Linked DNA regions of Homo sapiens: region 1 is linked to region 2. A link is an interaction called in ENCODE POLR2A ChIA-PET data of the cell type or tissue named here. Cell type or tissue: OCI-LY7. All regions are shown on one strand. Each heading gives the region's core, and the rest is flanking DNA. Links, peaks and the distances in the headings are about the cores only. Region 1 holds the start of LOC107984928 (a long non-coding RNA gene). Region 2 has its middle 27 kb from the start of RPL11.

Region 1 (5,378 bases), core at 209-5,208, 88 kb before region 2:
TGCCAGAGAAATCTCATCATCTCACACAGCTGATGTGGTAGAGGTGGACCCAGAGGTCACACCTGGGTGGCTTCAGGCTATATCTAGCCTATGAGATTTTTTGTTCTTTTTTGGTCTGCACAGTGATGTCAGAATTGGAAATCTTCACCTGAAAGTCCAATTTTCTGATTTCACTTGAAATATTGGCAGACTCAGCCACACTGAACCCATACTGATGCATGATGATGACAGCTGGAGCTGAGCAGCAGTTGCTCCCTTGAGAAGGAGCACAAGCTCTCTGGGTTGTATGGTCCCCGCCACTCTGGGTTGGTTAACATGGTAGGCAGGATCATAGTCACCTCCAAAGATGTCTGTGTCCTAATCCCTATAATTTGTGAATGTACTGTTACACGGCAAGTGGGAATTAAGTTTGCAGATGGAATGAAGGTTGCTATGCAGGATTATCTAGGTGGGTCCAATGGAATCAGAAGGGTCCTTAAAAGTGGGAGAGGGCAGCAGAAAAGAGTCAGAGAAAGAGAGGCAACCACGAAAACAGGGTCAGAGAGATGCCATGTTGCTGGCTTTGAAAATGAAGGAAGGGGTCACAACCCAAGGAATGTTGGCAGCCTCCAGAAGCTGGAAAAGGCAAGGAAATCAATTATCTTCCAGATTCTCCGAAAGGGAAGTCCCTGCAAACACCCTGATTTTAGCCCAGTGAGATCAGGTTGGTTTGAGAGCATAAACTTAAGTTGTTTTAAGTGACTAAGTTTGTAGTCATTTTGTTATAGCAGCAATAGAGAAGTAATACAGTTAATATGGGCCCTTGTAGGTCTCCAGGGATGGGGGAGTGGGGCACAGCTGTGAGAGCTGTTGTAAGTGTGCAAGACTCATAGCTTAAAGAGCTCGGTAAATGGCCATGAATGTTCTAATGAATAGGCGTAGCAGGCGGGTTCTGGGCAGAGTAGAGATATGGGTGACCCTTGCTTTGGTTTTTTCTCCCTCCACTCTTGTGACACCCTCTGCCCAGTTTCCTTCACAGCCCTGGGGCTTGCTGAGAGAGCCGGGCTGATATGTCAGGCCTTCAGCATTGAGTAGGGCAATCACTTAGCAAGTTGGCAGGTCTCAGCAGCTGGTGGAGGAATCTGGGCTCTGACTGAGGACAGGATTAGAGGTCAAAGTGGGAAAGTAGGGAATAGGCCCCAGACTGAGTAAAAAGACCAGGAGAGCTGAAGGTGGGGGAGGGTCAGGAGCAGGTTCTGAAAGGGGGTGCAAAGCTAGGCAGGGCCCAGACTTGAGGCCTGTTCTAGGTGGTGCTGGCTGGTAGGGGAATGACTGATGGTCTAGGATTGCTGAGGACAACTGTGCACCTGCCAGCACTGTCCTAAGCCTGCCTCTGAACACTAAGCTGTCAGCCTCTGTTTACCTTCCACTCTCAGTATAACCTGCATTCGGCCTATTTGTTGGGAGGCAACTGAAAAACTAATTTATCCTGAATTATTCTTAGTGACTGATAGTGGCTTACTGTGTCAGATACTTGCCAAGGAGATTCATGTTGAAGTGCATATCATTTTAACCTAAAAAGATGAAGTGCATTTAAGGTAGCAGTGTCTGAGAAGGAAAACCTCATGGCTACTGGTGGTGGGGGGTGGCAGGGAACATAGGATGTCACACGGTGGACAGCCTTACCTGCTCACAGGGCTGTACACCCCCAGGAGGTCTCTCATATTCCAGCCCCCATGTCCTTAAGTCTCTTTAGATTTTTTTCACCTGGGCTTTCATTACAATTCTTTTACTTTCCGTGTTTCCTGGGTAAGCTTGTTTATATATTTTTAGCAAACATTCATGTAACACTATGTGCCAGGCACCATTCTAAGTGCTTTACAAATGTTTATTTAGGTAACAGAGGTACTGTTGCCTCCATTTTACAGATAAGGAAACTGAGACACAGAGAGGCTAATTTGCCCAAGACCACGTGGCTAGCGAGTGGCTACACTTTCTGAGCCTCGGCTTTCTTGGCTGTTAAATTGATATGTATATACAAGCGCCCTCTGCATAGCAGGGCTTCTCAGACCCAACACTATTGACATTTTGGGCTGGATAATTCTTTGTTGTGAGGCTGTCCTGTGCATTGCAGGATGTTTAGCGGTATCCCTGGCCTCTACCACATAGGGTATTCACTGCCAAGAGATGCCAGTAGCAACTCCCACTCAAGCTGTGACAAACCTAAAATGTCCCCTGATCTTGCCAAATGTCCTCTGGGGGCAAAATCAACCCTAGTTTAGAACCACTGCCTAATAGGATCCTGGGGAGGATTAAATGAGCTATTTCATATAAAATACCTTCCGGCAATCCCTTCCCCATTCCTTCCATAACTCTATGGTGAGTTCTAACTCCTCAGAACCCTCTTGTTCTTTCTGTTCCTCTACTGTTTGGAAAATGTGCCCACCTATGGAGACTGGGTGCTTGAGAGCTTCTTGCAAATCCAAAGCTGTTCCAGGAGCTAGACCTGATTCCAGTCCTGTCATTTCCACAGACATGCTGTGGGACCTTGGCTGAAGTCCTTCCCCTCCTTGAGCCTCGGTTTCCCCATGTGTACGAGGGGGCTGACCCAGAAGCTTTCCGAAAGGTCTTCTCACTGCAGGAATCAGTGACTGGGTGATTCATACCAAGTGCAAATTCCCCTCACAAAGTCCAAATTCTTCCAGCGACTTAGTCATTCCAGGGTTTGAACTTTCTCGCAAAAACCATTTGAAAAATTCTTCCAGCTTAAAAAAAAAAAAAAAAAGCTATTAAAAGAAAGTAAAAGTTTCAAAACCAAATCCTAGGCAAACAACCCTGAAAACAATACACACACATACATATACATACAGCACCCAAGGTAGCTCTGAGAACAGGATATGAAACCTTGCAGGCCGGCACTAAGAAATGATTCACAGGCCTTTGAGATGCTTCTATTTCAAGACACAGTCCACCCACTGGATCTGGTGGCTCCAAAAACAAACTTTCAGCTGCTGTTTCTTATCGCAGTGTGGTTCGCCTGGCCAGTATCCTTGGGTCTCAAGAGCTCCAGACAGAAGACAAGGTTGAGTCCTGTGAATTCCCTTTCTGTTCTATTTCAAGCCTCAAGCTGCTGGCTTGTTTAAAGAAAGTCTTTTGCATCCACCTTTTGGTTGGCTGACCCGAGTTTAAAGCAACATAGCCTAATGGGTTCGTAGCACAGCCTGCGAATTCATAATTTTAGTTTAGCAAGGCCTCTGTGTGGCTCCAGCAAGTCCTACTGGATCCTGGGCTGGTCATTCTAGAAGCTGTCTCCAGCTAAACAATCCTGCCTGGCTTTCCTTATACATATCAATATTATACTTGCCCTAGGCCAGGATTAAGAATTTTAGCACAAATTCAAAATTTCATGCTTTTATGTAAAATAGAAATATAAAAGTAATTCATTCGATGAAATGCTTACTGAGTGCTCACTATATGCCAAGCACCAGCAATGTACTGGCGATAAAATACAGCCCCTGCCTTCAGGAGCCACATTGAACAGGAAAAGCAGACAATCTAAATATACATAGTAGAAACACATGGAACTATTCCCTATGGGAAATGCCCTGCATAAAAAGTGATACCAAAGTTGGAGCAAAATTGAAAGAAATGCAAATGCTTGTGATACGGTTAAGTACATTTTCATCTGTACTTACCCTTGATTTTGTTTTAGATTTAGAAAATCTTGAACTTTCACTGTTGCTTCATTTGCCCTCCAAAAATCCAGAATCTTACAGAAAGGGTCAGTGTCTGGATCAAACATGTTTCTTATCTAATTTCCTTGCCCCAGTTTTTGTTTATGCCATCATTGCTGCATGGAGTCCTCCCTCCTCTCCTTGTGTATCCTCCAAGTTCTGATGCAAAGCCCACTTCCTCCAGGAAGCATTCGCAGACCCATCTGGCCACATCCTCGCTGTTCTCTAAACACACATATCTCATGCTCTTGACTTGGCCTTTAGCCTGTCCTGCCTTATGATCTCTCTTGTACTTCTGTCCTGAAGTTTTATCTAACTTATGAATTGGGGGAAAGAGGACAGGCACTGACATTTATTAAGTGTTTTATTGGTGACGGGCATTTTGCTAGCTCTTTACTGTATATAATGTGCCTGGTATGTAGAAGATGTTCAATAAATATTTGTTCAACGAATGCTTCAGTGATTTGGCTTAAACCTAACAATAACCCTATGAGACCAATTCTATTAGTATTCCCATTTTACAGATAAGAGAACTGAGGCACAGACAGGTAAAGTCTGCATTTGAGGGCTTTCTGTCTTAAAAGTTGAAGTTCAGACTTTCTCTTCTTCTCTGTTGCTTTTTTCTGCAAATAGATTTCCCTGAAGTGTCTTGATTAATTAATAGGACATATACTGTGCTCCCTGCTTTATCCCATCTCAGGCAATATTACCTGTTCTCTCCGTTGTGAGCCCATATTTGTATTTCTACAGTTAGTTTAGAAACCACTCTGCATCAGGCGTGGTGACTCACGCCTATAGTCCCAACACTTTGGGGAGGCTGAGGCGGGTAGATTGCTTGAACTCAGGAGTTCGACATCAGCCTGAGCAACATGGCAAAACCCCATCTCTACAAAAAAATGAAAAATTAGCCAGGCCTGGTAGTGCACATCTGTGGTCTCAGCTACTGGGGAGGCTGAGGTGGGAGGATCATTTGAGCCCAAAAGGTGGAGGCTGCATTGAGCGAAGATTGTGCCACTGTACTCCAGCCTGGGTGACAGAGTGAGACCCCATCTCAAATAAAAAAAATCATCACCCCACCATTACCTGTGCCTTGTCTACCTTTCCCACTAGACCATAGGCAGCACTAATGTAGTATGACTGCTGTGCCCCTGGCTGGCACACTGCTCATGCTCAGTGAAGATTTGCTGAGCCAGGGTGGTAGTGGTGGTGGTGGTGGTGATAACAATAGGTTGAGTAGTGATGTTCCCCAAAAGATATGTGTTAATTTTTTTTTTTTTTTTTTTTTTTTTTTTTAGATAGAGTCTTGCTCTGTTGCCCAGGCTGGAGTGCAGTGGTGCGATCTCGGCTCACTGCAAGCTCTGACTCCCGAGTTCACACCATACTCCTGCCTCAGCCTCCTGAGTAGCTGGGACTACAGGCGCCGGCCACCATGCCTGGCTAAGTTTTTGTATTTTTAGTAGAGACGGGGTTTCACCGTGTTAGCCAGGATGGTCTAGATCTCCTGACCATGTGATCCACCTGCCTCGGCTTCCCAAAGTGTTGGGATTACAGGCGTGAGCCACTGTGCCCGGCCAGATATGTGTTAAATTTTAATACCCAGTACCTGTGAATGGGACCTTATTTGGAAATAGGGTATCTAAAGATAGAATTAAGGATCTTGAAATG
Region 2 (5,378 bases), core at 89-5,088:
TTGGACAATGGTGGAGAGGTCTCACCTAGGTACTTCCCCCACCCAAATTTTAAGCTCTTTGTTTTGAAATAATTACACACTCAAAGGCAAGTGTTAGAGCAGCACACAGGGATTCACATATCAGTCACCCAGCTTCCCCAATGGTGAGATTTTTTTTTTTTCTTTTTTTTGAGATGGAGTCTTGCTCTGTTGCCCAGGCTGGAGTGTAGTGGCGTGATCTTGGCTCACTGCAACCTCTACCTCCCAGGTTCAAGTGATTCTCCTTCCTCAGCCTCCCAAATAGCTGGGACTACAGGCATGCGCCACCACACCCAGCTAATTTTTGTGTTTTTAGTAGAGATGGGATTTCGCCGTGTTGGCCAGGCTGGTCTTGAACTCCTGACCTCAGGTGATCTGCCTGCCTTGACTTCCCAAAGTGCTGGGATTATAGGCATGAGCCACCACACCCATCCCCAATGGTGAAATCTTATATAGCCATAGTATAACATCTAAACCAGAAAACTGACATTGCTCTTTGTGTATTACTATTAGCCAGTCTACAGACCTTACTCAGTTTTTACCATTTTTAAAAACTGCATTCATTTGTATGTATGTAGTTCTAGTTTTATCCTATGTACAAATCTGTGTAACCAGCACCACAGTTAAGATACAGAATCATTCCATCACCTCGAAATCACAGCCTCATGCTACCTCTTTGTATTCTCAGCCACCCTCACCCTCTCCCAGCTCCTCACCCCGTCTTCGTCCTCTGGCAACCACTAATCTGCTCTCCATCTCTATAGTTGTGTCACTTTGAGATGTTATGTAAATGGAATCACACAGTATGTAATCTTTTGACACTGGCTTTTTTTCACTAAGCATAACACTCTTGATGTCCATCTAGGTTGCTGCATGTATCAGTAGTTCATTCTTTGCTATTGCTGGGGAGTATTCCATGGTATGGATGTACCAGAGTTTGGTCAACCATTCTCCCACTGAAGGGTTGTTTCCAGTATTTTGTTGTTACAAATAAAGCTGCCATAAACATTTCTCAGGCCGGGCGCAGTGGCTCACGCCTGTAATCCCACCACTTTGGGAGGCCGAGGTGGGCGGATCACGAGGACAGGAGATCAAGACCATCCTGGCTAACATGGTGAAACCCCGTCTGTACTAAAAATACAAAAAATTAGTCGGGCGTGGTGGCGAGCGCCTATAGTCCCAGCTACTTGGGAGGCTGAGGCAGGAGAAGGCGTGAACCCGGGAGGCGGAGCTTGCAGTGAGCCGAGATGGTGCCACTGCACTCCAGCCTGGGAGACAGAGCGAGACACCATCTCAAAAACACAAAAAACAACATTTCTCTGCAAGTTTTTGTGTGAACTTAAATTTTAATTTATCTGGGATAAATGCACAAGAATACAGTTGCTGGGTTATATGATAATTGCATGTTTAGTCTTATAAGAAATTGCAGGCCGGGCGCGGTGGCTTATGCTTGTGATCCCAGCACTTTGGGAGGCCAAGGCGGGAGGATCACGAGGTCAGGAGCTCGAGACCAGCCTGGCCAACAAGGTGAAACCCTGCTTCTACTAAAAATACAAAAATTAACCGGATGTGGTGGTGCACCCCTGTAATCCCAGCAACTCAGGAGGCTGAGACAGGAGAATCACTTGAACCTGGGAGGCAGAGGTTGCAGTGAATCGAGATCATGCCACTGCACTGCAGCCTGGGTGACAGAGAAAGACGCCATCTCAAAAAAGAAATTGCCAAACTGTTTTCCAAAATGTCTATACCTTGTTACATTTATATATATATATATTTTTTTAAAAGTTATATATATATATTATATATTAAATATATATATATATATATATATATATATATATATATATATATATATATATATATATATATGCACCAGGCCCCAGTATTGGTTTTCCTTAGAGCTAGAAGCAGTTTTAGCTGGGAGCTGAAGTCTTAGACCAAATCAAAGTGCCTGAAAGTAGGCAGGGCGCAGTGGCTCACGCCTGTGATCCTGGCACTTGGGAAGGCCGAGGCAGCCGGATCACTTGAGGTCAGGAGTTTGAAACCAGCCTGGCCGACATGGTGACCCCATCTCTAATAAAATGCAAAATAAAAAAATTCACCAGCCATGGTGGCAGGCGCCTGTAATCCCAGCTACTTGGGAGGCTGAGGCAGGAGAATTGATTGAACCCTGGAGGTGGAGGTTGCAGTGAGCCAAGATCACTCAGTGATCTGAAAGTAGAATTTAAGGAATCAGCAAGCCAGTGGAAAAGGCTTTGGAAGGAGGGAAGAAAGAAAAGAAGAAGAGGAGATGTTGATGTTTTATAAGAAGAATGTAAAGCAGCAGATTGCCAATGGTGGGATTTCTGGCACTCTAACGGGCTGGTGCACAGAAAGACTTTCCAGACAATCGGGTCACTACCAACATCACCCTGGCCAAAAGCTCAGCCCTGTATTTTTTAAAGTCCAGATACCAGAAAAACCTCTTGAGAGGTAAAATGAAATTTCTGCAACAATAGGGAATTAGGACAGCAAAGAATCAGCATCTTTAAAAACCACATATTAGATATTTACTTATTTACATATTTCCACAGGCCAGTGTCATAACAAATATAGACCTTCCTACAGTACTTTACAGTTGACAAAGCCATTTTACTGCTCATCTGCTCTTCACAATAATTCTGTGAGGGCAGCTATTACCGTCCTTCTCTTAGTGGTGAGATAATGAGGCTCAGAGAGGTGAAAGGTCACACAGCCAGGAAGTGGTGAAGCTGAGACCTGGTGCCTAGTCTTTGGATGCCAAAGCCAGTTTCCTTCCCAACACTCCACAGATGCTTTCAGAAGCATAGCCTGAAAGGCCAGAGATGGGTGTCATAGGGCCTCACATTACCTTTTATGAACTTGTGGGAGTTATAGCCAAGAAATTACATCAATACACCAAGATGCAAAATAATTCATGGAAAACAAAGCTTACAGGAAGGTGAAATTAGCTACATTTCCCAACCATCCCTATCACTACCTGTAACCTAAGGGGAAAGACCAGAATTGGTGACAATGTGATCAGAAAAGTGTTGTAATAGCAGCCACCCAGGCATCCAAGGCCCTCCAATGTCCTTGGTTTTAAGATCATTTTTCTCTGCAGTTTGTGGCGAGAGCGCCCCCATGTGTTTCTTTTTTCTTTTCCTTTTTTTTTTTTTTTTTTGAGATGGAGTTGCCCAGGCTGGAGTGCAATGGCCCATCTTGGCTCACTGCAACTTCCACTTCCAGGGTTCAAGCAATTCTCATGCCTCAGCCTCTCGAGTAGCTGGGATTACAGGTGCGTGCCACCATGGCAGGCTAATTTTGGTATTTTTAGTAGAGATGGGGTTTCCCCACGTTGGCCAGGCTGGTCTCGAACTCCTGACCTCAAGTGATTGGCTTGCCTTGGCCTCCCAAAGTGCTGGGATTACAGGCATGGGCCACCGCTCCAGTTTTAATTATCGGCGGGGCGTGGTAGCTCATGCCTGTAATCCTAGCACTTTGGGAGGCCAAGGTGGGCCAATCACTTTAGGGCGGGAGTTCGAGACCAGCCTGGCCAACATGCAGAAACCCCGTCTCTACTAAAAATACAAAAATTAGCCAGACGTGGTGGCGCGTGCCTGGAATCTCAACTGCTCAGGAGGCTGAGGCACGAGAATCACTTGAGCCTGGGAGGCAGAGGTTGCAATGAGCCGGGATTGTGCCACTGCACTCCAGCCTGGGTGACAGAGTGAGACTCCATCTCAAAACAAAACAACTCAGTTTTAATTTTGAATATAGTGAATATAGATAGCTCTAATTTACATAATCAAATCCCTTTGGAGTCCCTTTAATAGTGTAAAGGGTTCCCAAGAGCAGAAAGTTGGAGAATCACCATATCATATCATTCTTTTTTCCATAATCTTCTTGGAAAACCCCCGTCTGTACTAAAAATACAAAAATTAGCCAAGCATGGTGGTGCGTGCCTGTATTCCCAGCTACTTAGGAGGCTGAGGCATGATAATTACTTGAACCCGTGAGGTGGAGGTTGCGGTGAGATGAGATCGCACCACTGCACTCCAGCCCAGGCAACGGGGTGAGACTCTGTCTCAAAAAAATAATAATAATAATAAATAAATAAAATATGAAATTTTTAAAAAATTAAAAATGTAATTATTTTAAAATAGCAGTATAAACTCCTTACATATTAACACATCACTTTTTGTTGTTGTTGTTGTTGGTTTTGAGACAGAGTTTCGCTCTTGTTGCCCAGACTGGAGTGCAATGGCGTGATCTTGGCCCACCACAACCTCTGCCTCCTGAGTTCAAGTGATTCTCCCGCCTCAGCCTCCCAAGTAGCTGGGATTACAGGCATAAGCCACAGCGCCCAGCAAATTTTTTTTTTTTTTTTTTTTTTGAGATGGAGTCTCACTGTCGCCCAGGCTGGAGTGCAGTGGTGCGATCTCAGCTCACTGCAAGCTCCGCCTCCTGGGTTCACACCATTCTCCTGCCTCAGCCTCCCAAGTAGCTGGGACTACAGCCGCCCGCCACCACGCCTGGCTAATTTTTTTTTTTTTTAATTTTTTGTATTTTTAGTAGAGACGGGGTTTCACCGTGTTAGCCAGGATGGTCTCGATCTCCTGACCTTATGATCCACCCACCTCAGCCTCCCAAAGTGCTGGGATTACAGGCGTGAGCCACCATGCCTGGCCTAATTTTGTATTTTTAGTAGAGACGGGGTTTCTCCATGTTGGTCAGGCTAGTCTCGAACTCCCAACCTAAAGTGATCCACCCACCTTGGCCTCCCTAAGTGCTGGGATTACAGGCGTGAGCCACCGCGCCCAGCCAACATACCACATTTTTAATTGTGAAGAATAACTATTTCCCAAAGCAAAAAATCACAGAAGGATGGCATTGTTTTACATTTTTGCAGATCTCTTTACTGTCTGGCTTAATAGAAGACAGCTAGATTCTCATATCTGCTTCTTCAGCCCATTGCAATTTTACATGTCATGTAGCCCCTAGAAAACACCACTGTGCACTCATGGGAGAATGAGAGGGAAAATGTCTTAGCATTGTTACAGAAATAGTTTTGACCTTGAAAACCCTTAGGTCCCTATGTGTCCCTAGACTACTCTTTGGGATCTGCTTATCTAATGTACATTCAAAACTACTTTGTAAACATTCCTATAGTAGCAAAAGTCAGGAGGCCTGGTGTTCTAGTCCTGTCTCTGAATGACCTGATTAGTTTTCTTGAGGAAGCCACCTGGTCTCTGGTCTGTTTTATCCTCCACTATGCCTCAGGGCTTAGCACAGCACTATAATTACGGCTGAAATAAACAAATAGCCAGGATCTCCCAGCTGGCGAGACTGATGTGGTAACC

The links. ChIA-PET counts read pairs that join two places held together with the same protein. Peaks named below come from ENCODE experiments on the same cell type or tissue, not always from the same donor. Only the 100,000 strongest peaks of a DNase experiment are listed, where the experiment ranks them.
Region 1: POLR2A ChIA-PET joins it to region 2 with 8 read pairs; 6 of 35 experiments call an interaction of 5 or more read pairs at or near these places.

The regions. Positions count from the first base shown.
Region 1 is chr1:23,574,590-23,579,967 of GRCh38, forward strand. LOC107984928 (a long non-coding RNA gene) reads right to left here and starts at 3,118. Exons shown (of 2, transcript XR_007065540.1): 1 at 2,838-3,118; 2 at 1,847-2,744. RefSeq lists an enhancer at 168-257. In OCI-LY7, for the core only: CTCF peaks have their summits at 2,061 and 2,264; DNase peaks (open chromatin) are centred at 912, 2,082, 2,912 and 3,912; H3K4me3 peaks cover 4,425 bases; H3K27ac peaks cover 5,000 bases.
Region 2 is chr1:23,662,284-23,667,661 of GRCh38, forward strand. No RefSeq gene overlaps it. Among named protein-coding and RNA genes, the nearest start is that of RPL11, 27 kb to the right of the region's middle. In OCI-LY7, for the core only: CTCF peaks have their summits at 3,143 and 3,342; DNase peaks (open chromatin) are centred at 2,768 and 3,118; H3K4me3 peaks cover 40 bases; H3K27ac peaks cover 1,601 bases.